Linked DNA regions of Mus musculus: region 1 is linked to region 2. Evidence: chromatin loops called from intact Hi-C (ENCODE). Cell type or tissue: heart. All regions are shown on one strand. Each heading gives the region's core, and the rest is flanking DNA. Links, peaks and the distances in the headings are about the cores only.

Evidence for each region. Peaks named below come from ENCODE experiments on the same cell type or tissue, not always from the same donor. Only the 100,000 strongest peaks of a DNase experiment are listed, where the experiment ranks them.
Region 1: it touches region 2 in a loop (6-fold over the local background); 5 of 42 quality-filtered maps call a loop at or near these places.

Annotation. Positions count from the first base shown.
Region 1 is chr4:120,185,866-120,193,467 of GRCm38, forward strand. The region is part of intron 1 of Gm36134 (a long non-coding RNA gene); the gene reads right to left. Gm36013 (a long non-coding RNA gene) reads left to right here and starts at 4,918. Exons shown (of 3, transcript XR_868081.1): 1 at 4,918-4,957. In heart, for the core only: no CTCF peak of the experiment used is centred there; a DNase peak (open chromatin) is centred at 3,056.
Region 2 is chr4:120,125,582-120,133,183 of GRCm38, forward strand. It overlaps Hivep3 (human immunodeficiency virus type I enhancer binding protein 3), which reads left to right. Exons shown (of 9, transcript NM_010657.3): 7 at 2,695-2,781; 8 at 6,141-7,048. Among named protein-coding and RNA genes, the nearest start is that of Edn2, 32 kb to the right of the region's middle. In heart, for the core only: a CTCF peak has its summit at 4,150 (motif pointing left); DNase peaks (open chromatin) are centred at 3,830 and 3,950; H3K27ac peaks cover 466 bases; H3K27me3 peaks cover 88 bases.

The sequences.
Region 1 (7,602 bases), core at 1,874-4,373, 60 kb after region 2:
TGTTTTGAGGCAAGATCTTGCTATATTGCCCTAGTTAGCCCTGAATGTATAGCAAACACTGGGATTATAGATGTAAGACACACTGGAAGGTCATCCCTGTTTAAGCCGGCTAGTGTTGGACTTGCTTCTTACTGCAATGCTTCCTGCCCAACATGTTTCTCAGCAGAGCCTGGTTTCCAGGCTGTTCTTTGGTTTCTCAGAATCTTTCTCTGTTCATCTCTCTATCACTGCCTTATTTATCTGAATCCTCTCTGGGGCCAGTGATGAGTCTTTAACCAGGAGGACAATCCCTCACAAGAACTGGGAAGGAAACAGGCACTTCTATGTTTCAGATAGTTTTGGGCAGTAACTGACATCTGTATAGAAACCCAAAGAAGACCTTCTAACACTATCAACAGGAGCCACCTCCAGGGGATGGAATTTGGGGGAAAGGGTCTCCTCTCTGGGTTATATATCATGATCCCATTCAAATTGTTATCATAGAGTGCATTTGTTATTTAAAATTCTCTGGATTAAAAGTAATACAAGAAAGAGTCCCCTAGGTGCTTATTCTATGGGCAGTTTATCTGATAGACAAAGAAATGACTCAAAGCCAGACATAGTGGCAAACTGTCAATTCAACACTGGTTTCCAGGGAGGCTGCGGCAGAAGCATTGCTGCTGTTCAAGACCAGCTGGTCTACATAAGCTTCAGCCTGGCCAGGGCTACTAGTGATACTTTACCTTAAAAAGAAAAGGAAAAGGAAAAAGGAGCTGGGTGTGGTAGCACATACCTCCAATTCCAGCTCCTGAGACACAAAGACTGGAGGATCAAGAGTTCAAGGCCATCCTAGGCTACAGAGCACAGTTTAAAGCCAACCTGGGCTGCTTGAGACCCTGTTTCAACAACAACAACAATGATGATGATAAGATCAAAGAGAAGAAAAAAGGTAGAAAGAAAGAAAAAGTGAGAGACAGACAGAATTAAAAAGTAACAATGTTTCTTTAAAATTTGAACATCGAATTCTTCAAGAACTCCTTAAATGAACCCTTAAATGACCTAATATTTGCTGGTCCAAAAGAACAAAAGAATGAATGCTCCCTGCCACAGGGAAACATAAGGCAGGCTTGTAGCTCAGTGGTAGACCATTTGCCTCGTGTGGCAAGGCCCTGGGTTCACAAACTAGCATTTTAAAACACCAAAACAAAAACAAAAAGTTGTAGCCAAAGCTTTAAGGAATAGCAGCTGCCACCAAAACTGTGGCGACGCCTGGGGGTCAAGAGAGGAGCTGCAGCTTGCCTTCCCAAGTCCTGCCCCTCCCTCAATTCCTCAAATCCCAGGCTGGACAGAGACACTCCTGAATACCAATGTCGTCCTCCCTAGATCCAGCTTCTGCTCACACCCCTGCAGGGGCTGGGATGCCCATTCTGGAGCCCTGCACTCTCTTAGACACAAGTCTAAGAGAGACACTGCACTCTCTTAGACCCTTGAGATCTCCAGAGGGGTTCACAGTGTCTGAGTCCACAGCTCAAGACACCAGGGCTCTGAGTACCTGCTCTGTTCCAGCAGTGGCAGTATTCACTCTGGCCTTGGGTTTAGGTTCAGGGTCCTTCTCAGGGTGTTTTATGCAGGCTGATACTGACATCCTACAAGGGATGTGGTAGAGCTTTGTACCCCACATGCATTGGCTTGGAGAGACTTGCAGCTCAGAGCTGGAGCCAGCCTTCAGCTGGAGGACTGAACAGCCTCAGTCCTCACTGCTGAAGAGACTGGGCTGGGCTGGGCTGGGCTGGGCTGGGCTGGGCTGGGCTGGGCTGGCTTGGATGGATGGGCCTAGAGGACCAGCTTGCTATATTCTCTGGTCCTCCACTCTTCTCCCCTGCTGACAGACTTATTCCTCATGAGCATCTAGAACCCTCTGTACTCCCTGAACCTCCCCATCTCACATAGCTGCTTAAATTTGAGGACAACTGCTAGAAGTCTACAGTACCATGGAGCCCACGTTGCTTCTGAGCCTCACACCGGCCACAGGTCTCAATCTTGTGCTGAGCACAGAGTTGAAGAAGCCATCAACAAGTGATGTTCCCAGTGCCCAGACACTTTCGTGAGCTATAGCGTTCCTCAGTGGTGTCTGCTGGAGGAGCAAACTATTCACCCCCCAGTTCCCAAGCTTTGAAAAGCACTTAAAGATATCTTACATTGCAGAGATACTTGTGTTCCCAGCTGCCTGTCAACCAGGCTCAGATTCCCAGCCACTAGAACACTGTAATGCATAGAATAAATGTCTGGATTCAGTATCTCTCAGTGGAAGGTGGCAGCTGTTGTCAATTCCTGCCCCTCCTACCCTCCTCAATCCAGCCAAGCAGCCTTCAAGTGGTAGAGACATTGCCTCTGTCTCAGTTCTGACACTGTCTATTCCCATGAAGCTCTTGATTGGTGTCTACTAGTCCCTCATGCCCTTTTCACCCAACCTCATGAGACCGTTCCTCAGTGAGGTCTACTCACATCCCTCTGTGGTCACATGATCTACTCCCACCACAACCCCAACCATTTGGCTGCAGTTATTTGCTGATACATCTATGCCCCGCCTCCCTCTCCAGCTCAGTCTTCCTCTACCCTTAAAGAGGCAGTCTTTAGAGATGGCCTGGAACAGTTTTCCCCCGAGTCCTGAGGATTCCCACAGATGGTGAGACTAACCGCAAGATCAAAGCTTAAGATGATCGTAATGGGCAGATGTTCACAATGGGACGGTGAAGAAATGAGGGAGTGAATGAATGAATGAGCTTGTTATTGAATGGGGGTAAAGTAGCATACGCACATATGAATGAACAAGAAGTTGCTGAGTGAATGAGTCATTGCCCAACAGAGGAAGGAGGAGGAGCAAAGGAGGCTTCCTGGCCCTCTCCAGCAGCCCTGGCATCGGCAAGCCCGCCACCCGCAGCCCTAAGCCTGAGCTGTGTGCCAACCAGCCTGTGATGCCTCCTGCCCGAGCCAGCTCCCATCACTGCTGCTCAGCACACGCTCTCTGATGCCGGCCAGACCCTGAGCCGGGCAATGAATCAGACAGGCCCTTGCCCTGGGGCTCCCGGGATCGAGGGCAGACAGTCAGCCTCATAAATAAACTGAATGCCATGCTGGGCAGACATGTGCTCCAGCAGGGTGGTGAGCTCAGGGTTGGTCCAGAGCCTGCAGCAGGGCAGAGCTGTGCTGGTGCAGGGAGCTGGGAGCACTACAGGAGGGGGAGGGGAGAGAAGGGCACTGGGACAGCTGGGAGCAAAGCCTAGCCACTGCACACAGCAGACTGCTCTGGGGCTCTTGCATGGGATGCACGGAACATGATGCATCATGGGGTTGGCAGCAGATGCTGGATACAGGAGTTGTGACTTGGACAGGGACCATAGTGGTGAGCAGGACAGAATGGATACACAAGGATAGTGTCTGTGATCCTTTGTGTAAAAGGAAGATGGAGGCTCCAAGGAAATGTTAGAGGAAGCAGTTCAAAGAGCTGCTAGCTTCTGTCCTTGAAGAAGCCACCATCCCCCTTGTCCTAATGCTTACTGCTAGCCACCCAAGTTACTTGGGGCTCCCAGGCTGGAGCAGTTGTTTAGGGGCACTTAGAGATAGGATGCTTCCAGTATAGTCTGGCTGTGGGGAATCTCGGGTTCCTAGAGGAAACCAGAGACTTAAGAGCTTGACAAGAAACCTCCAGATCAGAGAGGGTGGTACTAGGAAGGATGACAAACACTCTGTAAACAAAGATGGCCTGCTCCTGTCCTAAGGGTCTGTAGCACTGTGCTGAGCATCCCTGGACTAAGGATCCCAGATCAAAAAGGGGTCCCCAAACAGCACAGATGTGCTGCCATGGGTCAGGAGTTGAGGTGAACGCTTTCCACCCGTGTGCTCGTGGCATCTAAAGCTGCCCTACAGATGAGGAAACAGAAGATGAGAGGGAGACTTGTCCAGCAAAAGTCACACAGCTGGGGAGGGGGAGAGGCTCCAACTCAGGCAGGCCGGCTTTTGGTTGTACCAAGCACAGTCTTTTATAGCACCTATAGTTTGGACAGTCCTGGAACACGTACTAGGGACTCTACCCCAAAGGGCAAAGACTCTTTCCTCCCCTGGGCTCTGCATGCTCCACCCATGTAGAGATTTTGGGCTCCTTGAATGCAAAACAGGGACTTGGCAGCCAAGGAGCTCAGTTTGTAAGCGATGTGGTGGGCAGGCAGGAAGCAGATCCCAGGGACAGAGGGCCTTTGTCTGCCTGCAGATGGGCAGGCAGGTCTGGGCTGTGTGGCCAAGCCCAGGGGCCAGCCGGGTGCAAACTCATTAGCCAGCTTCTGAAGCTGCCAAGAAGAGGAGAGCAATTAGAGAGCCCAGGCTGAGCCAGGAAGTGAAGCCACCCTGCAAGAGCTGCTGGACTATCCTGCCTCCACTGCAGGGTGTTGGGGGAGTGGTGAGCAGCTCTCTCCTGATTGACTGGCCCTACTGTGTGCTGAGAGACACAGTCCATGTCACATTTCACGTGGAGCATTCTTTGGAGTAGGAATCATGAACTCTGTTGCTTTTACAGAGTCACCCACCCTTCCGTTAAGCGCACAGATATGTATTAAGTACCTGCTATGCTGAGTACTGAGCTAGATCTTGGGGATACTGGAGGGAGAAAGGAAGGTAACTTCCTGCTCAGGAAGCATTGAGGAAAGAAACAGAGAACAGAACAGACACAAGATCCGTGGTGCTGGAGGAGGAAGGAGCAGGAAGCGAGCATAAAAACCCATTCACGTTCACAGAGGAGGAACTGAGGGTCAGAGTAGGGAATCAACTCATCCAAGGACACACAGCCGCTAACTGAAGGAGCTGAACTTTGGCCTGGGATCTGCTGGTTAGACATCACCCAGCTAGTGTCCTGAAGACCCCTCGGAGCTTATTGTACCTATTGAAGATGTCATTAACTCCTGCTTGTAGGAGCCTCAAGATGTAGGTAGGTTTGGCATCTCCATTTCCTAAGTGACAGAACTGAGGTCGAGGGGGGAAAAAGCCATAATATGGTCCCAGGAAGGAGGGTTAGTGTGGACTTGAACCAGAGTTTGGTTTGGGGGTTGTTTTTGTTGTTGTTGTTGTTTTGTTTTGTTTTGTTTTGTTTTTTCCATTCCCAAGTCTATTTCTTCTGCCATGCCTGGACCTTGCCAGCTTAGCACTTGGCCCATGAGGCCATCTTGGTCGACGTTTATGAGAGCATTACTGATCAAGCATATCTCCTTGAGCAAGGTTCATTTCCTTTGGGTTTTTCCCCTTCCCATTAGGAAAAAAATATAACTGACAGGCCAGCTCTGAAATCCCCCAAGTTCCTTCTATTTAATCAGTGTTCCCTAAGGCATGCTGTGACCTTGGAAGACAGATAAAGGAGGCTCCAATGTCTCCATCGAGTAAGAAGGTCATTTAATTCAAGGCAGATTGGTTAGGGAGATCATTACAGTGCACACAGCAGAAGCAAACACATGGAGACAGAGAAGGTGAGGGGCCTGCTGGGCAACAGCATGATGCAGAGGCCCAAGGGACTTTCGGTCATTTTGGTTTTGGTTTTTGTCCTGAAACGGGCTGGGCTCAAACATCTGTATATGCAAAGAATGCCTTGACTCCTGATCCCTCTGCCTCTACCTACAAATGCTGGATTAGAGGCATATGTTGCAATATCCATATGTCTATCTCTCTCTCTCTCTCTCTCTTTCTCCCTGTGTGTCTCGTCTCTCTGTCTGTCTGTCTGTCTGTCTCTCTCCCTGTGTGTCTCTTGTCTGTCTGTCTCTGTCTCTCTCTCTCTGTCTGTCTCTGTCTCTTTCTCTCTCTTTCTCTTCTTTCAAGAAGGTTCTTATTATGTAACATAGGCTGGCCTTGAACTCTCCGAAGCAGCTCAGGCTGGAATCGGACTCACATCCATCCTCCTGCTTCCCCAAGAGCTGAGAAGGCAAGTGTGTGCCACAAGGTCATCCCAGGATCCCGCATCCCTCCACTTACTCTCCACTTCTGCAACCTGGAGACCTTGTTCTACAGTAGCTTCAGTCCCTTCCAGCTCCGGCCCCACTTGGGTTCTAGGTGGGCCTCCCAGAGGAGAGACTGGAGCAGGTCCAACCCTATCTGGGCCACCAATAAAAGCTGTGTGACCTTGCCATCCAGCTCCTCCCCTCACTCAGCCTGGATTTCCCTATTGATTAACTGGGGAAGTTGGATCAGAGCAAGCCAGAGCCATAATAAAAAGCAAAGTTTATGAGCACTTTCTTCAAGAGCGGCAGCAATCCCTTGAGACAGGTAATGGCGTTATCCTTGATGGACAGATAAGCACCAAAGGCATACAGGGGTGGAGTCACCCACCCAAGGCCACATATTAGTATTGCCCCAGTGGGGACCACACCCAGGACTGCTTGACTGAGCTCCAAAAACAAAAGCTGCTGACTTGCATATACAATCATGCCCTTTGACCTGCACAGCAATCACTGTGGGACTTTATCTGTAGGAAATAATCCAGATGTTCATAGCAGCCATATTTACAACATGAGAGATAACTGTGGGCTGGACCCCAGAGCCCTCCTTGTTTTCTTTAGAAGTTTGGCAGCTTCAGATAAACTGCAGTTTATTGGATACCAGCTTGGCTAGTATGTGTCGGGAACCCCCAGCCACCCCAGTGAATCAAGAGTCATTTCCCCCCATTCCTAAACCAAACGCAAGCTTCCAGTTTCAGAGAGGTTGAGGGGGTTGCTGAGGACACACAGCTTATGACAGGTAAGGCCTCGTTCCCTGTTATCCTCAAGATAGGAATGGGGATCTGTTTTGCAGAGAGCAAGTGATATTTATGCTCATCACTCCACCCTCAGGCTGACAAATCAGAGAGTTGGGGCTTAACTTTAGGACCCTCTCCCCCAAACACTGCTTCTGACTGAGAAATGCTCCTGGCCTTGGTTTCTCGTCTATGAAGCGGAGCTATTGTCTGCCCTCCACGGTGGTTAAAGGTAGGGTCGAATGGGTAGGGTGGAAAAGTTGGTCTCCCAGTGTAGGTGGGTGGGTGCCAGCCAGGGGCTGTGGCCTGGGCAGAAGTCTTCTGAATGAAGTAATGCTTATCTGTCTGAAATTAATTTGTTATTGTGGGACCTTGGCCTTTTTTTTTTCTCTCTCTCCCTCTCTTCTGTACCCTAGGCAAGCTGTTACAGCAATGAAAAACAGATAAAGACATTGGCTAGTGACACCAAATAAGCAAAAAGTGCCCAGCCAGCATAGTACGTGGAAAGGGACTTGAGACAAAATGGGCTGAGAAAGAAGTAGGGAAAGCAATAGACTGGCAATCTCCATGGCATGGGTTGGCCGGTGATGCCAGTGGCTGTCTTCTGGCCTTCTGGGTGCTGTCTCAGTGACTGTGTATGTTGCCTGGACCCTACCCTGACCTGTGGACCATTCCTTCATCCAGTTAAACTAGCCGCAGTACCTATATGTGCACACACACACACACACACACACACACACACACACACACACACACAAGTTGATTGCCCAGGAAGGATCAGGGGTATTTGCTGCATAAGGGATCCATTCAGTCTTTCAGAAGCTGAGCTGAGGAGCTGTGATGACCATGGAGCCTCC
Region 2 (7,602 bases), core at 2,633-5,132:
CCACTCAACCTCCGCTTCCAGATGCCAGGCTGGTTTGTCCCTGAGGGCTGGGGGCAAGAAAATCCTTGGCTGGGCAAGCCTCCTCCCTGTAGCTTCTACAGGATGTTGACAGGAGCAGGACAGCCTTTGGGGGTTGGGCTCCCTCCTGCCTCTTCAGAGAGCCCCTGAGGTTCCTACTCAAGGGTGAGAGCATCCTATGATCACTAGCCCCTTCCCTGTCCAGTACACTGCCTGGCAGAGTCAGAGCCAGAGACCTAGCTCACTGGTAGAGTGATGGCCTACCATTCACAGGCACAATATTAAATAAAAGAGATTGTCACTGGGGGTGGGGTCTGCTCTGGGCCAGCTGTAGTTCACTCCCACGTGCTTTGCCTTGTGACCTTCGCAGTATTTCCATGAGGTGGGTATTTAAAGAAATAGAAAACCGGGACCCTACAGAGTAAGGAACATTGAAAAACTTACTCAGGGAACATAGCTAGCAGTACAGAGCCCAGACCTCCCCATAACCCTCCTCCACCAGGCCATCTAGCTACAAAACCACCGCAAGGCCAGCCACGTTCGAGGGTCCCAAGACCTGAGTCTAGCCAGAGCTTTTCATTAGCCAACGCTGTGGTTCTGGGCCAGTTGTTTCACTGTGCTGGTTTGCAGGAGCCCTGCCAGCACCCAGGACAGCCAAGAATCTTGCCCAATGATGTCATCAGCACCTGCGCCCAGAGTTAAATTAGAAACAGAAGAACTGAGCCTAGTGGGTTGAAAGACATGGTCTGTGGAATCCCACCCACCACTTTTCTCCTGGAGTGCATTTCTTGAGAGACTACAAACACTGCTCTAGCGGTGTGTCTAGCCTGGTTGACTAGAAATCTAAACTCTACAGGTATAACGTATATGGCAAATGTCACCGGTGTGACTGAGGGTAGTCAGAGAAGGGACTCAAGAACGGGAACCTCAGGGCAGTTGGGATCTCTGGCCTACAGCTCTCTCGTCTCACCTGCTGCTCGCTCAGACAATGAGCATGAAGGGCATGCGACTGGCTCGGGAGCTCTCCATCCAGGTGCAGGAAGGAGGCCCAAGCTGGGCAGGGTAGAGTTGGATGATGAGTGGGAAGAGAAGGAGTTAGTCCTCTCTAGTCTTGGCCATCGTATTCACCCAATCTCACTTGTGCTTCCCCAGCAGCCTCAGCCGAAAACCTGACGTTTCTGAGTGGAGATCACCCTTGGTTAGGCTATGTTCATCTGTCTGTCCATCTCTCTTCCCATTAGCTCTGTCTCCTGTCTACTCATCTAACAGTGTCCCTGTTCATGCGCCCCCCCCCCACGCACACACACACACACACACACACACACACACACACACACACACACACACAGGTTTTCTTGTCCCCACCCCCGGCTCTATCTGTCTGCCCATTCTCCTTTTCCCCTCTGGACTGGCCTCCCATACATTCCCACGTGTGGACATCCATCCTCCGATCATGTAGCCGCCCATCTTTCCATCTGCTTACAGGCCAACTTCCACCAGTTCCCCTGTTTATTTTTCCCCGTGGACCTTGCCTCCTCTGTCTGCCTGCCTGCCATCGGCTTCTCCTCCAGTGTCCATCTGTCCTCATGCTTCTATCTTTCTCTCCATGTTCCTCCATTCGCCATACCTCGTCCCCCTGTGCACTCGTTCCCAGAGACTCCATCTTTCCATTCTACCTCCTTCCGTCCATCCATTCAGACTCAACAATTTAAGGCTCATGGGACAGCGTACCTGACCCCGGGAGCTTCAGACATGTTATAGGATCAGCCATGTGGAAATACAACAGTCCTCAGAGCACAACCCAAAGGAACTTCCTGTGACGTCTGTCTGTGTTCTCTGGGGACAGGACAGGGAGCTTAGCCTCTCCTCCCTGAACCTGCTGTCCACAGAGCTCCTCACCCTGCAGCCTGTCACAGGTGTGCACCATGGAGAACCTGACATCACTGTTGCTGTTGTTGTTACCCTGGCCTCAGAAGCTATCGCTCCAGTTCCCCAGCCTATGGGGCCAGGCCTACAACTTGGGGCAGTACCTCAGGGCTTCACAGAGCCTTGGACAACCCATTCCCATAGCACTCTAGTCCTCTGTCTGCACTGTGCCCCAGAGAGGGGGCTGTCCCTAAGACAGTCCCAGCCTGCGTCCCAGAGCCTGTGGGGCTCATGTCCCTTGCTGCTCACCTCACTGCTCCTGCAAGGAACCATGCCCTGCTTTCTCTGCTTAGACCCTAAGGATTGGCCTGATTGTAGTATACTCGGTCAGAAGAACTTCTCAGCCCGCAGCTACTGTATTAGTCATGAGAATCCCATGTCACTCCAGCATTTAAGATTGCAAATCATCTTATCTGAGTGTGCCACCAGCCCCGGGGCCCAAACATAAGACAGAAGCAGAAGAAAAAAAATGCACCTGAGTGGTCTTTCAACTTCTCTGTGTTTTAACCAGCATCTCTGGTTCTCACTGTACCCTGCCCCCTCCCCCCCAGCTGCATGCCCTCCCTGCCCCAGCTCCTGTGTTTGACCTTCTGTAGCAGTTACAGTTGCATAGTCTGGCTGCATGCTGGAGCACAGGAGGCCTTGGCCCCTGCCCAGCCCTCGGCACTTGTGTAAGGAGCTGTGGCCTGGCAGCTGTGTATTGCCCTCCCCCTACCACCAGGCCATGAGTCTGTTCTCATTTCTTTCCAGGGAATCTGACTAAGCACATGAAGTCGAAAGCCCACAGCAAAAAGTGCCAAGAGACGGGGGTGCTGGAGGAGCTGGAAGCCGAAGAAGGTACTGTACCAACCTCCTCTTTCCCTAACTCCCTCTCCACTTCACATCCCTCCCCCTTACCCCTGACCTTCCCCCTTTCCAGACACCCTCATTTCTACTACTGTTCCCCTTCCTCTCTCTCCCTCCCACCATCTTTCCCTTCTATGTCCTCCCTTCTAGTTTGCTGAACAACTGGGAAGCAGCAAATGTTAAATTCATAAAATGCTCCCCAGTGCCACAGAGCCAGTCACTGTGCAGTTCAGTATAACCTAGTGTTCCAGCAGAAAGCCAGCCCCAACGGGAACTCGGCGCACCCAGTGTGTGCCAAGCACAGTCTAAACACGTGCCTTGAGTTGTCTTAGTGGGACCTGGATAGATCTTCAGGCACTTAACTAGAAGTCTCTTCTGATAGGAACCTGCAATGTGGTCTGTGGGACTGCGAGTGTCACTGAGAAAGGCAAAGCTAGATCGGGTAGGTCCATCCCTTCTCGGCCCTGACACATCACTACAACCTGACTATGGTCCTCCAGCATCAGAAACAAGCTAGAGGCAGACTGATAGCAGACAAGGCAGGGGACACGGGTAAGGAGGGAGGCCAGAGGGGCTGCGGCAGATAGAATGACAAACCTTAGCTGTAGATTCTCAGGAGTCAGGGTCAGGGCTTAGTGTGACAAGACGAAGAAGGGAGTGGGTCAGGGGGGTGGGGGGCAGAGAAGAAAGGAGAAAGCTGTGGTTTTTATTTTCTGTTTGTGAAGCAATCTAACAAGAGTTAGATCATGTTTCTTTTAACACTGAATAAACCAATGTTTACAACAATCCACTCAAAGCACTGTCTTCACAAATTATAATGTGAGGCCCCCATGTTGTCAAAATGCATGCCAGGCTACTATAGATGGTGTCCTGGCGAGGGCCCTGTAACATAAGCCCAGACATGGGACCATGAAGGACCATGAAAGACAGGGGGCCTTGGCTGACCTCTATCCTCTATCCTTGAGTATAATGGGAGTGATACATATGTCCTCTGCCTGTGTGCGGAGAACTCCAGCAGGGGTGTAGGGATGTGATCTAGGCCAGACACATGAGCACAGTTCAGGTGAGAAGTGGTCTGATTCCAGATGCTTTCAGAGACTGAGCCCATAGATGGTCCTGCTACATCATAGAGGGCAGAGGAGGGGAGGGAAAGGGCCAGGGATGGCTCCAAGCTTTGTAACCTAAGAGACTGGAAGGATGGAGTTGTTACTTCATGCACCAAGGCAGACCCAGCGACGGGCATTAGGATCTGGGTATCCTAAACATAGAGTTGGTAGCAGGAACTGCCCTGAAGAGCACCAAGCCAGGATGCCCTAGCTCCAGCACACTGCTAAGGAATGGGTTGTCAGCCACTGCCACCCTGTGGCCAGTCTTAGAAACTGCACCCAGAAGGTTCTGTCCAGTGCCTTCCACTAGATTTGAAAGCACTAAAGGCAGAAAAAGGCCCATATGGAATATCAGGAAAGGGGGGGGGGGTGCTGAGCAGGCAGGGGAACCCTTTAGATGCCTGCAGGAATCAGATGTGGAGTGCCTGAAGTAGTGTGGTCTGGAGAGGGCTTCTTCCATCATCCCCGCCACACTGGGACTCATACAGGGGGCCTTCACTTTCTCCTCAGTAAAGAAGGGCTTTGGGGCCTGTCTTGATGGATGTCAGGAGATGCTGGCCCCAACTCCCTCCCCAGTCAGGACCCTGCTTCAGCCTTCATGTGCAGATGCTAACAGTGCCACCCTGGCCACCTGCCTATGGGAGGGGGAGACACAGACAGAGGAGATGGTAGCAGACACAAAAGGACATAAACCAGCCATTGTCACCCAGCAAGAGGAGGGCAGGGTGGGGATTCGTGGCTGCATCTGCTTCTCAAAGCATAATGCCATTTTGAACTGTAGTGTGAGACGTGAGGACTATGAACCTTAGTTCTGACTAGGCCAGGAGATAGCTGGATGATTGTGGGGCAGGCCGTGGCCTTCTCCACGCTTGGGTTTCACTATGTGAGTGAGGGCCAGGGCTGAGTAAAACCTGAGGCCTGCAGTCAGGGCTCCTGCCAAAGTCCTAGGTCAGCAGAATGAGCTGATGCAGGGCTTTGCCCCTCCCTCCATCCCCTGTCTGTTATGTCTCCCATCACCCATTCCCCTCGAGGCCTCGTCTCTTCGCTCCCATCTGCCCAAACTCTGCCCTTGGAACCTCCCTCTGCCTGACAACTCCTTCTCTACACACAATTTTCTCTCTCTTTCCTAGTGAATGTTCACGTTATCCACTTTGGTACCTGACCATGGAGGTGTTAGCATCACTGTTTCTGGCCCTCCTGGGCATGGTGGAGAGCCAGGGCTCGGGGACTATCTTTCCTGACCAGGAGAAAATGGAATATTGGTGCCCGGGCGAGCGATAGGGATAGTGGACACATTAGGCCACCTGGAACCAGTTCAAACTGGTCATGTCACAGCAGTCTAGTGATGGGCCAACAGAGCACAAACTCTCCAGGTCATCCCCCAGATTGTGGACAGCTGACCATTTCAGGGATGCCTCGGTCTCCATTGCTGATGGTGGCACAGCCTCACCAGCTGATGGAAACCTCCACTCCATAAGAATCCAGACCCGGAAGCTGACGTTCAGAGTGCTCCACAGGGCAGGAATGGCAGGGGTCAGGCCTGCCCTAAAGACTGAGGCCAGCCTAGCCCAGCAACTCACAGAAGCTAAACTCTGCCATCTGCCCAGAGCCGCTGTGTAGGCCAGCCTGGTCATGTTAGCATCTGGTTTGCATTTTAACTGACCGTGACTGTCTGCTGGACCAGCCAGCATGCCCTGTCCCAGAGTGATAGATGCCATCAGTAATGGGGTCATAGTGGCTGTAATTATCTGGGCCCTTGCTGTGTACCAGGCCTGCATTATTTTTTCCTCTCAGAAAAAGCCATACAGTGAGACATCCACTTAACAAAAGGAGAGACTGAGGCACAGCATTACAGCTGGCTCGTGGTGAAACCCACACTGAGAAACCAGAAAGCAGATGATCTTGTTTGCCCCAGTGAAGCCCTAGGCCTTACTTGGGAAGGTTACCTGATCCCCCTTACCTCGGTTTCCTTATCCACAGCATGAGCGTAAGAATAGAACCCCCAGTTCCCCAGTGATGCCAGGATTCTTTGAGGGCTACATGAATTCACGTACCTAAAGCCCGCAGAGCTGAACTTGTTCGTCGAGGCATGAGGTCATTGTACACTATTATTTACAGAGTATTCTTCTATCTGCTATGTCACTTGGTCGTCTGCCACGTGGCACTGTGCCTAGTTGGCAGGCAGTGAAACCGGGCTTAGCCTGAAGTGGCTGTAATCTTGAGTATCCTGTGCTCTCCCCTCAGGAACCAGTGATGACCTGCACCAGGACTCAGAGGGGCAAGAGGGCGCCGAGGCTGTGGAGGAGCACCAGTTCTCAGACCTGGAGGACTCTGACTCAGACTCAGACCTGGATGAAGATGAGGAGGAGGAAGAGGAGGAGGAAGAGAGCCAGGATGAGCTGTCTGGGCCATGCTCGGAGGCAGCTCCGCCTTGCCTGCCCCCCACACTACAGGAGAACTCCTCACCCGTTGAGGGCCCTCAGGCTCCAGATAGCACTTCTGACGAGGTCCCGCAAGGCAGCTCCATCTCAGAAGCCACGCATTTGACCGCCAGCAGTTGTTCCACACCTAGCCGGGGTACCCAAGGCCTTCCCAGGCTGGGACTGGCCCCACTGGAGAAGGACATGAGCTCAGCCCCGAGTCCCAAGGCCACGTCCCCTAGGAGGCCGTGGTCCCCAAGCAAAGAAGCAGGCAGCCGCCCCTCACTCACTCGCAAACATTCACTCACCAAAAATGACTCGTCTCCCCAGCAATGTTCACCGGCCCGAGAAGCTCAGGCCTCAGTAACGAGCACACCTGGTCCCCAGATGGGCCCAGGAAGGGACCTGGGCCCTCACCTTTGTGGGTCTCCAAGACTGGAGCTGTCCTGTCTCACTCCCTACCCCATAGGAAGAGAAGCGCCCGCTGGACTCGAGCGTGCCACAGACACAGGCACCCCCAGATATTCACCCACCAGGAGATGGTCTCTGGGTCAGGCCGAGTCACCGCCACAGACAGTGCTGCCAGGGAAATGGGCCCTGGCTGGGCCCTGCAGCCCCTCAGCGGACAAGAGTGGCCTGGGCTTGGGGCCGGTTCCACGGGCCCTCCTCCAGCCCGTGCCTCTACCTCACACACTTCTCAGCAGAAGCCCTGAAACGTGCACCTCTGCATGGGTGAGTCCCTGCTGTGGCCCTCCCGGGGGTCAGAAGCTGCCCATTCACACCCTCTGCCCCTCACCCCAGAGCCAGGCCGGTATTCCTGGGCATGTGGCAAGCTTTTCTTAGGTCCCTGTGTCAGCTAGTTCATTGCACTTTGAGGCACCCTCAGAAGCCCCAGACATGGCTCTGGTGTTCACAGGCTCTGGGTTCAAGCCCTAGTGGGCAGTGTAGCCTTGGATATGGACGTAACACTTGTGTAATTCTTCGGCCATCACTTCCCTGTCCATGTATGTCCTTGGAGCAGTCGACAGCTTTACCAAAATCATCTGTCCCCATCTCCTCCCTGTGGAACTATGACAGCCTTGCCTCTGTCACCACCATGCCCCACCACACCCCGCTACTGCCCATCACCCTTCCTTGACAGTGCTTGCCTTACAGTATCTGTACCACTGCCTCACTGCCCCTCCCCCCACCCCCGAGGCTGACACTGTCCACGGCTGGCACTGTCCCTGTTGACATTTCTTACACTGTGCTGTCATGACCCCACAGCATCTCTCCTGGAAGAACAC